2 separate regions of the Homo sapiens genome follow, and region 1 is linked to region 2. A link is a loop called in an ENCODE intact Hi-C map of the cell type or tissue named here. Cell type or tissue: GM12878. All regions are shown on one strand. Region 1 overlaps SPEG (striated muscle enriched protein kinase). Region 2 overlaps SLC4A3 (solute carrier family 4 member 3).

Region 1 (2,500 bases), 160 kb after region 2:
CCCTGGTTGACACAGGGAGGGGGTCAGAGATCAGCCATCACTGTGGCCCTCTCCACCCCTCCCAACCCTCAGACCCAGCAGCCTCTCTCGGCCCCCACTGGCTTCCCTCCTAGCCCCACACCTGCCGATCTCCTGGTGGATGTCATAAAAGTCGCTGAGTCTCCTTCCTCGATGGTCCTCATCCTCCCCGACCCCCTCGACCTCCATAGCTGTCTGAGCTGGGGCAGAGATGTCATGGTGTTAGGTGGGAGGGGAAGAAAGCAAGCAGGCCAGAGACTGGGACAGGTGGACAGAAGAAGAAGAGAGAAGAGGTGCAAGAATGTTGGGGGCTCAAGGCGGGGTGCTGGGCTGGGGGTGTGGTGGCTCGAGTCCAGGGCTGGCTGCTTCCTGGGCAGAGCATGGAGGGTCACATCAGATTCCAGGGGGTGTGCGCTTTACCTTTCTCCGGAACTCCTGCCTACCTGAATGCACAGCCAACTCTGCTTTGCAGGAGACCTCACCCGCCAGGTTCTGGGCGGTGCAGGTGTAGACGCCTCCATCCTGGGCCCCCGTGCTGAGCACCACCAGGGAGCACTCATTCTCCTCGTACACGAAGCTCACATGGCTGCTCTCGGTCAGCAGCACCTCGTCCTGCAGAGTGGGGTCTCACCTTCAGCCTGGGCCTGGCCTCATCTCTACCTTGGGGCCAGGGCCTCATCTCCTACTCTGGGCAGCGCATCTCTCACCAGGACCCAGAGTCAGCTCCTCCCTTATCTCCCACAGAAAGCCCTGCACCCCTCAGCTAGTCAGTCCTCTGCAGCCCCTTTCCTCCTCCTAACCACGCCTCTGCCCGGGCTCCGCCCTCCTAAGGCCTTCCAGGACCCTCCCACGCCCCCAGGGAGCCCCTCCTCCCTCCCCCAGGCTCAGCCAGCAGCACACTCTGACCTTGTACCACATGATGTCCGGCAGTGGTTTTCCCTCGACCACCACCGCAAAGCGAGCAGTTTCCCCAGCCCCCACCTCCACGTCCTCCATGATGGACTCAAACCGAGGGGCCTCTGAAACACATGGGGATAGGGGTGGGAAGAGAAGGGGCTAGGGGCTGGCTTTACCCTGCCTCCTCAGCCCCTCCCAAGATCCCCCATCAGTGACTGGCTCAGTCAGAACGCTAGACCCCCGCCTCCCTGCAAGCCACCACCCCCCACCCCCACCAACTGGGACAACAGAGTTCCCTGCCTGGACCAAGCCCCGCCCCGCCCCGTAAATCCAAACGTGATGTTCTCCAAATCTGAGGAAACCTGGCACAAGGTGCAGGCTTGCTTTGTTTGACCTTCTGTATTAATTTGGCAGCTTTGAAATTAGGAGATTTTCACACACAAAAGAAATCTGGATTTCCTGCCTCTCTTGAAAAATCAGGACTGGCCATCCTGAGTCGCTCCCCTCGCTGCATGAATCCGCGGGAGAGGAGTGGCCCAATGCTGCCCCCTGTGGGTGGCCGCCCTTCTTCACAGGGCCACCCGCTGGCTTCTGACTACCTGAACTTGGCCCCTGCAGGTGGCTCAGCCTGTGACCCTGAATTAAGCTCATGGATGGCATTGCCTCTACCTTGAAGTTTTTTCACTGAATCTTTGAAAAATGTTTAGAGGGGCTTCTATTAATAGCATCTGGGAGATGGCAAGATGAACAAACAACCCCCAAATACTAACCAAACCATCTAGAAATGGACTCTCAGTATCTCCCACATGTGGTTGTGATTTCATTCTCCATACATATCACATGGTCATATGATTTCCTGGTAAAGCAGCTTCTAATTCTCATGATGGAATTAAATACACATTGCAATGTGCTTTGCAAAGGAGCCTGTGACTTCCAGGTGTCCCCCGCCAGCCCCCACCCCCCACCCCAGCGTGTTTGAGCATCTCAGACTGAGGAGAAGTAGGATGAGTCAGGCACTTGGGAAGGCAGGGCGGCCGGGTGTGGACCCCCACCCTTCACAGGCACACAGACAACGGGGGAGGCCATCCCGGGGGTGGGGAAGACACTGCAGTGAGGTTGACGTGGAGGAAGGGGGGCCACCACTCCACTTGCCCTGTCTGGGTGTGGCTGGGTGGGGTCTAGTGGAATAGGGGTGTCAGTGCAAGCCCCAGCCCCATCAGAGCCCTGACTGGCTGGGCTCAAATGGGGCTCCATCGGTCACTGTTCCAGCTAGGCTGTGCTGCAGGGCTCTCAGGGCCAGGGGCTCCCCAAACTTCAGGGCTCCTCCTATATCTGGGAAGAAAGGTGAGTCCTGAAGATGGACTGTCAAGGAGTAAAGTGGTGACTGAGTGGAGAGTGCTAGGGACAGGGCAGGCAAGGAGGGAGACACTTAAAAGAGCGCCCAGCACCCCCACCATCTTCACAGCACGGCCAGAAGCGTTCCCTGTCTCTTTGTTACACACCCTATTGCCACTTATCTTCCACTTCACAGACGCCTCCCCTCGCCTCTAGGAATCCTGTCCCCCATGGGCTGGGAGGTGGTGGG
Region 2 (2,500 bases):
AGCAGCCCCTTAGAGTGACACACAGGGCCCCTTCCATACCCCATTGCTCCCAAACCCTCCCCACTAGCCCCCAATGGTGATCACAGGATCCCTCATCCCTTACACCTCTCCCACACCCTCACTTTATAGCTCCCCAAAGGTGATCGCTGGGATTCCCTGATCCAGCATCTCTGTAAGGTGCTTACACCTTTGCTAGCACATCTAACCATTGGCCCCCTAATGTGATCACACCCAGACCCAGAATCCTGCAAGTGACACTGGGACCAGAAGTGACTAGAGGAGCCCCTCAACTCCCCAAGCCCCAGTCCCTTACCCAGCAGCCCCCCGAAGGTGATGGCAGGGCTGAGGGCTGCGAAGTAGATGAAGAGCACAGCGGCCACACACTGGGAGTGCAGCGCATCTCGCAGGTCACTGGGGTAGTGCGGGTACCGGCGCCTCACATCCCGCACAAGCCCCCCAAATACCGAGCCCGTCCGCAGCAAGGGGTCATCTTCAGGGGTTGCCTCAGAGCCCCCCAACTCCAAAGACAGTTCTGGGGGAACAAGGGGCTGCTGGGGCACAGACCACTCCCTCTGGCTCGGAGGCCCCGGGCTGTTGGGATCAGGGATGCAAAGGACTCCAGGAGTCAGGACGGGGCTGGGGTCACAGCCTTAGGGCCCTGGGATGGGGGAGTGTGTATTGGGGGCACTCAGCCTCCAAGGGTCTGACCTTTCCCAGGGGCCGTGTAGCCACCCCGTGTGGTCATCTCGACTTTGGTCTGTTCACGCTCTCGCCGCTTCCTAAGCAGCTCTCGCTGGAAAGCAGCCACGGAGCGCAGCAGGTCACGGCCCTCCACCTCGGACGGGGGGATCACAATGCTGCCATCCAGGAACTCGCTGATGGCACTTAGGAGGTCTTGCCGGTCATCTGCCTGGTAGGCAGCCTCATGAAACAGCTGGGGGCAATGAGAGGGCCAGGACCCTCAGGGACAGCCAAGGGAGCCTCCAGGAGGGAGACTTGAGGCGGGTGTTGGGTCACTGAGCTACAGGCAGGGTGGACATTCAGTCGTAGATACTGGGCCAGTCCAACAGTGTTGGCTGTTGGAACACTGACACCCATCCCTGCAGGCCAGCAAGCCACTGCCCCAAAGCCCCAGGTGCCCTCCATTCCCCCAGGAGATGCCAGACTTCCACATGCAGCAACTAAAGGGATAACACCTGGCAGAGCAGGGGCTTCCAGAGCCATTCCAATTGGATCAGCTACACCTTACAGGCTGATAAATATTGTGAACGTTGCCCCTGGCTAAAGGACCCTCCTATCTAATCCCAGGAGAAGCCACAGCAAAGACCAGCGCATCCAGCCCTCCTGATCAAGTCTCACATCACATCCAAAGCTCTGGGGTCTGGGCTTTTCCCCTTATGTCACCAGACCCTCCCACAGCCACAGCCCAAGGCTCTCTCTTCTCCCCTGGGCCAACAGCTCCCCCCACCACCCTCCAGGGCATGGCCTCCACCCAGGGGCCTCTAGCACCCTTGCCTCTATGGGCACCACTGTGGACAATGAGGGACAGGGGTAAGCAGGGCCTAGGAGAAGAGGCCTTGAGAGCCAGCACGCGCCCAACCTTGTCAGACATAAGGGTGGCAATGGAGCGCCCAAGCTCGTGATAGTCAGTGCTGGTGTGGCTGGGCCCCAGCATCACGAAGAGGAAGCGGACCGGGACAGGGACCTCAAGCACAGACTCCAGGAGTACAGCCTCATTCAGACGCACGAAGGCTGCTGCAGGCTGCTCCAAGAAAGGCACACAACCTAGGGGAAGAGGAAAGCACAGGGCGCTGGGCAAAGAGAAGCAGTCAAGGCAGGCCCTGGGGCAGCTATCTAGGGCTATCATGGACAGTTGAGCAGGTTGTAAACTGCGCAAAGAAACCCCAGTCTAAAAGGGCACTATTCGCTTATGTGTCTACACATTGATTACAATTCGCCAACAGATGGAAACTCAGGGTATTAAAGAAGTGTTGCTTTTTTTTCTAATTCCAACTCCAAGATAGCAGAAAACTGGACAGGAAGCAGGCAGGGGACTACGAAAGAAAGGGCTGGGCTAAGACAGGTTGTGAGGAAGAGCAGGGACCAGGTGGGAGCCTGGAGGGAGATGGAAGAGGCGGCCTCGAGGCCAGAGCTCAGACAAGCAGGCCCCCAGGAGAGGCACACACACACTGCAGACCCTGCCCCCGGCGCCCGGCCCTCCTCACCCACAAGCACAACCGTGGCCTCAGCATCTTCAGGGATCTTCTCCAGCAGCTTCAGGCTTTTCCCCCGGTGACCATCTCCCCCAGGCATGTGGAGGGGCTTCTGAGGACGCAGAACTGGAATAGGGCTGGGACCCAGACCGGAGGCCGTGGCAGGCCCTCCCAGCCCTGGCTCCAGCCCTGGCTCTGAGACCTGCTTCTCCCTCCCAGAGTAGGCAGGTACTGCACTGTGGCCCCACACTGGGAGCCACCAGCTGGGATGTGGACCCTGCCTCGAT

Evidence for each region. Hi-C counts contacts between places; a loop is a spot of excess contacts. Peaks named below come from ENCODE experiments on the same cell type or tissue, not always from the same donor. Only the 100,000 strongest peaks of a DNase experiment are listed, where the experiment ranks them.
Region 1: a loop joins it to region 2, with 2.2 times the contacts of the local background. A loop is called at or near these places in 7 of 110 quality-filtered maps.

Annotation. Positions count from the first base shown.
Region 1 is chr2:219,475,407-219,477,906 of GRCh38, reverse strand. SPEG (striated muscle enriched protein kinase) reads right to left here. Exons shown (of 41, transcript NM_005876.5): 19 at 925-1,037; 20 at 462-630; 21 at 122-218; 22 at 1-2. Among named protein-coding and RNA genes, the nearest start is that of SPEGNB, 19 kb to the left of the region's middle. RefSeq lists enhancers at 535-1,242, 1,950-2,500 and a silencer at 1,326-1,620. In GM12878, a CTCF peak has its summit at 1,467 (motif pointing left); no DNase peak of the experiment used is centred here.
Region 2 is chr2:219,633,705-219,636,204 of GRCh38, reverse strand. It overlaps SLC4A3 (solute carrier family 4 member 3), which reads right to left. Exons shown (of 23, transcript NM_005070.4): 11 at 2,226-2,325; 12 at 1,601-1,785; 13 at 709-934; 14 at 314-532. Among named protein-coding and RNA genes, the nearest start is that of SLC4A3, 7.3 kb to the right of the region's middle. In GM12878, no CTCF peak of the experiment used is centred here; no DNase peak of the experiment used is centred here.